Regions from separate parts of the Homo sapiens genome. Here region 2 is linked to region 1. A link is a loop called in an ENCODE intact Hi-C map of the cell type or tissue named here. Cell type or tissue: breast epithelium. All regions are shown on one strand.

What was found. Hi-C counts contacts between places; a loop is a spot of excess contacts. Peaks named below come from ENCODE experiments on the same cell type or tissue, not always from the same donor. Only the 100,000 strongest peaks of a DNase experiment are listed, where the experiment ranks them.
Region 2: a loop joins it to region 1, with 14 times the contacts of the local background. A loop is called at or near these places in 2 of 110 quality-filtered maps.

The regions. Positions count from the first base shown.
Region 1 is chr16:87,681,700-87,686,699 of GRCh38, forward strand. It overlaps JPH3 (junctophilin 3), which reads left to right. Exons shown (of 5, transcript NM_020655.4): 3 at 2,443-2,567. Among named protein-coding and RNA genes, the nearest start is that of JPH3, 82 kb to the left of the region's middle. RefSeq lists enhancers at 3,067-3,651, 3,652-4,234. In breast epithelium, no CTCF peak of the experiment used is centred here; a DNase peak (open chromatin) is centred at 2,776; H3K27me3 peaks cover 4,092 bases.
Region 2 is chr16:87,612,536-87,617,535 of GRCh38, forward strand. The region is part of intron 1 of JPH3 (junctophilin 3); the gene reads left to right. Among named protein-coding and RNA genes, the nearest start is that of JPH3, 13 kb to the left of the region's middle. RefSeq lists an enhancer at 1,861-2,361. In breast epithelium, no CTCF peak of the experiment used is centred here; no DNase peak of the experiment used is centred here; H3K27me3 peaks cover 1,453 bases.

The sequences.
Region 1 (5,000 bases):
GATTGTTCCGGAAGGTCAAGTGCATGTGGTCATAGTTCCAGAAGGTGTCCCCGGGGCAGGATATGTTTTCCTATTTTCCTTGGCTTCCGGGGAGCTTGGAGCCTGCTTTCCTTTGGGTCCTGGGCTGATTTTCGGGCAGGTGCTGGGATGCAGTGTCCTGGGTGCTGCAGCATGGCTGAGCCTCGGATTCTCTGTCCAGGGCTAGCTGTGTTCAGGCCGCGCATCTTTAGTTTTGGGGCATCGCAAATCCTCCTGGAATCTGATGAAAGCTGTGGACCCTCTGCTTGTGGCGGGGGGTCATGCAGAAAACTTTGAGTACAGTTTCAGGAGATGCACGGACCACCCAAGGGCCTGGAATCGGAGCCCCCACAAGACAGGGGGTGTGCTCTCTGGGCCAGCGTTTGGAGCACTCTCTGGCTCTTGGAGCCCTGGTGGGGCATTCCCAGCAGCTTGCTTCATTTCCTGGACACGTGTTCTTGGCTGTGGTTTATATTACTCTCTGTATGTAAATGTCATAGGTTTTTTTTCTTCTAGTAAAATTGTTCCTAGTTAGCACAGTGGAATCTTGAAACAAGAAAGCCATCTTTCATGAACAGTGTGTGGTTTCCAGGCTTAGCCCATGGAGTTGGAGTGACAGGTATGGCAGAGATGGGGGGTCAGGCTGCGTAGAAGGTGTTTGCGCCCCCTAGGTGCAGGTGTTAATCCTCACCACCAGGGCGATGGTGCTAGGATGTGGGGCCTTTGGGAGGTGATGGGGCTGAGGACTGAGCCTCATAGTGGGGATTAGTGCCCTGATGAAAGAGGCCTCAGAGAGCACCCTCGCTTCTTCTACCATGTGAGCACCCAGCAGGAAGGTGCTGTCCAGGACCCAGAAAGTGGGTCCTCTGCAGACACCAAATCTGCTGGCACCTTGATCTTGGACTTCCAGCCTCCGGAACTGGGGGAAAGCAATGTCTGCTATTGATGAGCCGCCCAAGCTGCGGTGCTTTGTTGCAGCCCCAACAGGCTAAGTCAGGAACCGTGAACAGGAGACCTCCCAGGGAGTCTGCTCGGAGGGGGGATTTGTCGTGGGGGAATTGGTCATTGTGCCTCAGTTTCCCCATTGTTGGGGAAGTGGTGCCCATGGCCACTGGCAGGCCCCCCCGGGGGCCAGCACACCAGGTAGGAAGAAATGCAAGCCCCAGGCTGCTGAGATGCACAGAGCCCCACATTCTGCCTTCGGGACGTCTGTCTAGTCCCTTGTCTTACAAAGGGTGGGCAGGTCCCCTGCAGGACTCAGCAGAGGGAGAGACACAGTCAGGGAGCGGCCAGAGGGGTGACGTGCCCGGCTGCCCACAGGTACAATGGCTCCTTCGTGTCACACATGGGTGTCGGCGTCATCTTTCGGCTGGGTGAGGGAACTGCCCAGCTGCCCAAGCCCTGGGTTCCCAAGTCAGAGTTGCTGGGATTACTGGGCAGGGAGGTGGTCCCGCAACCCACACCGGGGCAGTGGCAGGAAGCACAGACACACACAGCACAGCGGGCCGGCACCGCCGGGGTGGGTTGTCTGGGCTTGGACTCTTTCTGTGCACATGCTGATGTTTGTTGATAATAAGAACAGAAACATTTTCTTTTTTTTTTTTTGAGATGGAGTCTTGCTCTGTCACCCAGGCTGGAGTGCAATGGCGTGATCTCCGCTCACTGCAACTTCCGCCTCCCAGGTTCAAGCAATTCTCCTTCCTCAGCCTCCTGAGTAGCTGGGATTACAGGCACGTGCCACAACACCCGGCTAATTTTTGTAATTTTTAGTAGAGACGGAGTTTCACCATGTTGTGCAGGCTGGTCTTGAACTCCTGACCTCATGATCTGCCCGCCTCAGCCTCCCAAAGTGCTGGGATTACAGGCGTGAGCCACTGTGCCCAGCCCCTCCCCTTTTTTTTTTCCTTGAGACAGAGTCTTGCTCTATTACCCAAGCTGGAGTGCAGTGACGCGATCTCAGCTCACTGCAACCTCCACCTCCCAGATTCAAGCAATCCTCCTGCCTCAGTGTCCCGAGTAGCTGGGACCACAGATGCGTGCCATCACACCCAGCTAATTTTGTATTTTTGGCAGAGACAGGCTTTTGCCATGTTGCCCAGGCTGGTCGTGAACGCCTGAGCTCAAGCGATCTTCCTGCCTTGGCCTCCCAAAGTGCTGGGATTACAGGCGTGAGCCACCATGCCCTGCCCAGAGGTGTTTTCAAGCATGTCCTGTGCACTGGGCCTGGTTGGTTGATGCTCAGTGATGTTTATTGAATGAATGAATGAATGAACGAACAAGATCCAGAAGTCTGAGGGTAAACATGGGGTGCCAGCATCTTGTCTTAGCCCAGCCCGTTGTTGGGGGGTTGGCAGAGTACCTCAACCCAGACCCCTGTCACCTGTGCCCCCTGCCCCCCCTCACGCTCCTCCCTGTCTCCCCCAGGACCTCCCACTCTCGGGCAAAGGCCGAGGCAGCCCTCACAGCAGCTCAGAAAGCCCAGGAGGAGGCGCGGATCGCCAGGATCACTGCCAAAGAGTTCTCCCCTTCCTTCCAGCACCGGGAAAACGGTGAGTCTCGCCGGGCCTGATACTGGCATCGTGGGGAGGGGGTGCGTGGATGGCTGGGCAGTCCTGGCAGCAGATGTGTCCTCCAGAGCGGGTAGGCTTAGATGGGCTCAGCCCCAGCTGCTCCCCTGCCCGGTGTCTTCCTCTCCCGCCGAAGGTGCTTGTTTGTGCCAAGGCCTGGCCTGGCTCCCCGGGACACAGGACATGTGTCTTGGCAGGTCTCTCCCATTCCCACAGTCCTTGGGGCACCGCGTGTTGCTTGCCGGCTGTCCCTGACGGTGAATTCCCACCTGCCCAGCCTGTGCTGTCTGCTGCCCGCCCTCCCCCAGTGTTGTTCTAGAACCTTCTGGGATGATGGAACTATCTGCTGGGTCCAGCGTGGCAGCCATTAGCTGGGTGTGTCTGCGGTCCTGGCTCTTGACCTGCCTCTGATGTGAACTAACTTACCATTAAACACACCCAGTGGCTGCTGGGTTGGACAGCGTCACAAATGGCAGCTCCCGCTGTGCCCCTCGGAAAGAGCTGGAAGCTGCTGCCTGATTTAGGAACCTCGTCCTCCCTTCGAGGGGGGGATCATGGGTGATACGGCCCAGTGACAGTGGCGGGGGCGTGGAGGGTGTGGGGTGGGTGGCGGAGAGGCCGTGGCCAGCTGCCTCCCATCTCCTACCTCATCTTGGAGGAAGCTTCCTCTGCACCAGGAGGCCCCAGAGAATGGGGTTAGGAGCGCGCCCCCTCAACCCGAGCTCTGACCGGTGAGCGGTATTCGGATGAGGCTCTGCGCGCTGGAGGTCCGCACCTGACACCACAGCCCTGAACTTGCTCGCAACGCCTGCCACTCTGGCCACCAGGACAGGATGAGGAGCCCAGCCTGGGGGCTGCGGGGCTGGGCGCTCCCCTGACTGGAACGCGAGACCACATCATCTCTAGAGGTGACCGTCCGCCACCACTCCAAGACCTTGCCTTCACTGGGCGAGTGCCGGGCCCTGCAGAGCCTGCAGCTGCAGCCTGGAGGTCAGGAGGACGAGCCCCCGCACCCCCACCGCCTTGGGCAGCTTCTATTCCACTGCGTCCCCTCCACTCTCCTGGCCCCTCCAGACACACGCACCCCAAAGTGTCCAAGTGGGAGGGCAATGGGCCACGTGCCCCTGTGGCCATTGGCATCCTCCATGGTCTCGCCCTCAGGCCCTGAGTTTCCTTCTCCCTGGGGCCCCTCCTTGCCTCGCCCACGACCAGCTGCCTGGGCTGGGAGGCGGTGGGGCGCACACTTGGGGGCACACGTGTAGCGTGCACGTGCATGTGGGGAGTGGGTGCAGTGCTGCGGGATGGACGAACGGAACAGGGATGCTGGAGAGGAAGCCAGTGCCGTCGGGGGCACCTGCCAGAACCCTGGCTGGGCCACTCCACGCAGAATGCACGTAGGACGGCATGGGATTCCACGTACCAACCCTGGCCCATGGTCGCCTCAGCTCCAGCCCTGCCTGCGACTCACATTCCACTGCCTGCGGCCTGTTTTGTTTCCTCTCAGAGCCTCAGTTCCATGTGTGAAAGGAAGGGGACCAGACAGGGAACATTGAAGCCTCCATCCTGTGCCAAATCCCCCAAGAGACGCATCCACCGGAAGCTCCCAACGTGACTTATTTGGGAGGAGGGTCTGTGCAGGTGTCATTATGGAACAGACTTTGAGACAAGATCAGCCTGGATTGGGGTGAGTCCTAGATCCACGCGGCGTCCTTAGAAGAGACAGAAGAGGAGGAGACAGGGGCGGATGGAGTGATGTCAGAGATCACTGGAGACTCCGTGGCTGGAGGGTGGCTGGAGCGGAGACCCTGGAAGGAAGCAGCACTCCCGACACCTGGATCACGGCTTCTAACTTCCAGAAACACGAGTTTGCCTTTTGGGTGTTTCTACCCCCACCCCCGCGTGGTGCTTTACTGCTCCAGTCCCAAGAAATGGGTGCAGGCTCCCCCACCCTGAGAATTCCAGTTAAGACTCTGGAGTCGGAGATGCTTCCTGGAGGGCTCAGTCCTGGAGTCAGAGGAGATGCTTCCTGGAGGGCTCAGTCCTGGAGTCAGAGATACTTCCTGGAGGGCTCAGTTCTGGATTCAGAGGAGATGCTTCCCAGAGGGCTCAGTCCTGGAGTCAGAGATGCTTCCTGGAGGGCTCAGTTCTGGATTCAGAGGAGATGCTTCCCAGAGGGCTCAGTCCTGGAGTCAGAGATGCTTCCTGGAGGGCTCAATCCTGGAGTCAGAGATGTTTCCCGGAGGGCTCAGTCCTGGAGTCAGAGATGCTTCCTCGAGGGCTCAGTCCTGGAGTCAGAGATGCTTCCTGGAGGGCTCAGTCCTGGACTTGGAGATACTTCCTGGAGGGCTCAGTCCTGGATTCAGAGGAGATGCTTCCCAGAGGGCTCAGTCCTGGAGTCAGAGATGCTTCCTGGAG
Region 2 (5,000 bases), 69 kb before region 1:
TCACTTGGGAGCTTTGATGACTGACCCATGCCGGGGTCCATCCAAGACCACTGACACTGGAAACTTTAAGGCGGGGGTCTCAGCCTGAGTATCTGGTCACAGCAAGCAGGGCCTAGAGTTGCAGCTGTAGATAAGAGTTTTTCACACTCTGGGTCAAGTGGTTCATGAAATTAATATAGTACATTAAAATAGACTAGAGGCCGGGCGTGGTGGCTCATGCCTGTAATCCCAGCACTTTGGGAGGCCGAGGCGGGCGGAGGCCGAGGAGGTCAGGAGATTGAGACCATCCTGGCTAACACAGTGAAACCCCGTCTCTACTAAAAATACAAAAAAAATATTAGCTGGGCTTGGTGGCGGGCGGGCACCTGTAGTCCCAGCTACTCTGGAGGCTGAGGCAGGAGAATGGCATGAACCTGGGAGGCGGAGCTTGCAGTGAGCCAAGATAGCGCCCCTGCAGTCCGGCCTGGGTGAAAGAGTGAGACTCCGTCTCAAAAAAAATAAAGTAAAATAAAGTAGACTAGAAATTTTCCAAGCACAATACCTACGTTTCTTTCTTTCTCTTTTTTTTTTTTTTTTTTTGAGACAGAGTCTCACTCTGTCGCCTAGGCTGGAGTGCAGTGGCGCGATCTCGGCTCACTGCAAGCTCCGCCTGCCGGATTCACGCCATTCTCCTGCCTCAGCCTCCCGAGTAGCTGGGACTACAGGTACCCACCACCACGTCCGGCTAATTTTTTGTATTTTGTTTAGTAGAGACGGGGTTTCACCGTGTTAGCCAGGATGGTCTCGATCTCCTGACCTCGTGAACCGCCCGCCTCGGCCTCCCAAAGTGCTGGAATTACAGGTAGCGTGAACTCAGCTCACTGCAGCCTCTGCTTCCCGAGTTCAAGCCATTCTCCTGCCTCTGCCTCCCGAGTAGCTGGGATTACAGGTGCCCACGACCATGCCTGGCTAATTTTTGTATTTTTGGTAGAGACGGGGTTTCACCATGTTGGCCAGACTGGTCTTGAACTCTTGACCTCAAGTGATCCGCCCACCTCAGCCTCTCAAAGTGCTGGGATTACAGGTGTGAGCCACCTAGCCCAGCCTATTGTGTTGTTTTTGAATATATTTTTGATCTGCAGTTGGTTGAATTTGTGGACTTGGAACCTGAAGCTATAGAGGGCTGACTGTGTATGATAACCTAGAACTGCAAAGCCAGGGAATTCCTTTGAAAGAAAAACACTTTTTCTTTCTAAAACATCTATTTTGTTCCAAGTATTGTGCTGGGCATTTTATCATAGACGTTATATCTTACATTCCTTAAGATAATGCCTTGAGATAAGGCATTCCGCTCCCATTTAAAAGACAGGAAAGGTGAGGCTCACAGGGTCACACTCGCTGAGATCACAGCGCTGCAAACTTGTTTCTGGCCGCAGAATTGTTTCCGGCGCTCCGAGATGCCTTTCTTGATGGAGCCAGCATTCCAGGGGCCCACTTGCTTTACAGATGAGGAAACTGAGGCCCACCAAGGGAGGGGCCCTGCCCCAGGTCTCACAGTGAAGCAGGGGCAGAGAGGTTTCACTCCCAGCAATTTGTAAGCTTGGGGGACTGCCAGCGTGGTGTGGACACAGAGCTGCGTGACCCCTCCCAGGATAAAAGCAGGTCCCTGCAGATACGAGGAGCCGCGTGTCCCCTCCCAGGATAAAGGCAGGTCCCTGCACACAGGAGCTACACGTCCCCTCCCAGGATAAACACAGGTCCCTGTACACAGGAGGAGCTGTGCGTCCCCTCCAAGGATAAAGGCAGGTCCCTGTACACAGGAGGAGCTGTGCGTCCCCTCCAAGGATAAAGGCAGGTCCCTGTACACAGGAGGAGCTGTGCGTCCCCTCCAAGGATAAAGGCAGGTCCCTGTTCACAGGAGGAGCTGTGCGTCCCCTCCCAGGATAAGTGCTGGTCCCTGCACACACGAGGGTCCGCGCGTCCCCCGCAGGATAAACGCAGGTCCATGCACACAGGAGGAGCTGCGTGTCCTTTCCCAGGATAAAGGCAGGTCTCTGTACACGTGTGGAGCTGTCTGTTCCCTCCCAGGATAAACGCTGGTCCCTGCACACAAGGGGGTCTGCGCCTCCCCGTCCCAGGATAAAGGCAGGTCCCTGCACACGTGAGGAGCCGCGCGTCCCCTCCCGGGATAAACTCTGGTCCCTGCACACACGAGGAGCCGCGCGTCCCCTCCCGGGATAAACGCTGGTCCCTGCACACACGAGGAGCCGCGTGTCCTCTCCCAGGATAAACGCTGGTCCCTGCACACGTGAGGAGCTGTGCGTCCCTTCCCGGGATAAACGCTGGTCCCTGCACACACGAGGAGCCGCGCGTCCCCTCCCGGGATAAACGCTGGTCCCTGCACACACGAGGAGCCGCGCGTCCCCTCCCGGGATAAACGCTGGTCCCTGCACACACGAGGAGCCGCGCGTCCCCTCCCGGGATAAACGCTGGTCCCTGCACACACGAGGAGCCGCGCGTCCCCTCCCGGGATAAACGCTGGTCCCTGCACACGTGAGGAGCTGTGCGTCCCTTCCCAGAATAAAGGAAGGTCCCTGCACACATGAGGGTTGGTGGCTCTCCTGAGGGTTCACAGGTTCCCGGGGACCCATCCACAGATCCCCAGATAAGAACCTGTCCATCCTCCCCGGGGCCTAAGCGTGCCCAGATTGATCTCAGTTTGCCCAGTGAGTAGAAAAATAGGCCGGGATCAGCAGATTCCTATAGACCTGGTGGAGGCCTGGGCTGGAGTAGACCCAGGCAGAGTTGGTCTTTCACCTCGCCCCCTTCCGGAGGCCCCGTACCCTTGGGGTCAGCATCCAGGCAACATGGGATACCCAGAACCTTCTTTCTTGTCCTGAGCCCTTCTCTCCCAGCTCGGCATGGACTTGAGTGACAGCTGCTGTGTTTCTTTCCTGCCCAGTGAGTGGGGCCGGGCCCTGGAGCTTTCCCTGTTCATTTGTTTCGTCTCCTTGTGGGGAAAGCATGGCTCCCCCATTTTCCAGATGGGAAGCAGGCTCAGAGATGCAACAGAAGTGGGAAGTGATGGAGCAGGGACTCCATAGCTCCAGTCACGAGTCTCAAACTCTGTGCGCATCTGGGTCGCCTGACCCGGCCTCCCTGACCCGGGCTGCCCAGAAGGGAGCCCAGGAATGCCGGGGAGGGTCACACAGCCAGGGCCATTCAATGCAGGTGGTGCTGGGACCACGCCTTGAGAAGCTCCAGTCGCCTTCCCTCCTCTGCAATGAGGCATTGCTAGGGGGAGGCGAGTGGGGGAAGAGACCGGGTCTGTTGGGGTCAGCCCCGGGCACAGCACCCGACAGCAGAGGAGACCTCCGGAAATCATGGCTGGATGGGTCAATGAGTGGTCAATCAGGCGAGCTCTGAGCGACAGGAGGGGCCGGTGGTGTGGAGAGAGGGAAGAAGAGCCTGCAGGAGGGAGACGGTGCGTGCAGGGGCACCACGGCCAGAGCCTGCTTGGTGTTCAGAGAGCCCTGTGGCTGCCGCAGTTGGGAGAAGGGCACGGGGTCTGAGCACAGACAGCTTCCAGGCCCCAGGGTTGGGGGACTTTGAATTTTCTCCAGGGCCCGGGAACGACATTGTCTGATTTAAGCAGAACAGCAACGCAATCTGGTTTTGTGTGTGTGTGTGTGTGTGTGTGTGTGTGTGTGTGTGTGTGTGTGTATTTTTTTTTTTTTGAGACAGAGTCTTGTTCTATTGCCCAGGCGGGAGAGCAGTGGCGCGATCTCAGCTCACTACAGGCTCCACCTCCTGGGTTCACGCCGTTCTCCTGCCTCAGCCTCCCGAGTAGCTGGGACTACAGGCGCCCGCCACCACGCCTGGTTAAGTTTTTGTATTTTTTTTTTTTTTGTATTTTTAGTAAAGACAGGGTTTCACCGTGTTAGCCAGGATGGTCTTGATCTCCTGACCTCGTGATCCGCCCACCTCGGCCTTCCAAAGTGCTGGGATTACAGGTGTGAGCCACTGTGCCCAGCCAGGTTTTGTATTTTTGTAATTACACTTTTTATTTTGAGATCACCGTAGATTCCCAGGCAGTGGTGAGGAATAGATCAGAGATCCGGTGTCCCCCTCATGTGGTCTCTCCCGAGGTGGCATCCTGTGCAACTGATGACATGTCGGAACCGGATATTGACGTGGACACAGTCAGGATGGGGAGCACCCGCGCCCCGGGGTCCCTTGTGTTGCCCTTTTGTAGCCATACCCGCTGCCCTGGCAGCCTCTGAGCTGTTCTCCATTCCTTCAGTTTCGTCGTTTCCAAAATGCTCTGTAAACGGAAAAGTACAGTTCGTCATTTTGGGGCTGGCTTTCGTCACTCAGCCTCATTTGCTGGAGATTCTTAGGTGTTGCCTATATCAATAGTTCGTTCCAGGCTGGGCTCCGTGGCTCACGCCTGTAATCCCAGCACTTTGAGAGGCCTAGGCGGGTGGGTCACCTGAGGTCAGGAGTTCGAGACCAGCCTGGCCAACATGGTGAAACCCCGTCTTTACTAAAAATGTAAAATTAGCCGGGTGCGGTGGTGCGTACCTGTAATCACAGCTACTCGGAGGCTGAGGCAGGAGAATCACTTGAGCCTGGGAGGCGGAGGTTGCAGTGAGCCGAGATTGCGCCGTTGCACTCCAGCCTGGGTGACAGAGTGAGACTCTGTCTCAAAAAACAAACAAACAACAAACCAAAAAACCAAATAAAATAGTCCTTTCTTTCTTATTGCTGGGCGGTGTCCCACGGTGTGGATGGGCCGTTTGTTTAACCATCTGTCCCTTGAAGGGCATCTGGGGTGTCTCCAGCGTGGGATGTCGTGAATTTAAAAAGCTGCTGCCAACTCTCAGGTCCAGGTTTTCCTGTGCACAGATGTCTTCGCTTTCCCCCAGTGGATGCCAGGAGAGCTGGTGCTGGGCCGTGTGGAAGTTGTATGGCTGAGTTCACGTGGTCACTCTGGTGCTGGCAGGGCAGGGAAATGGGGG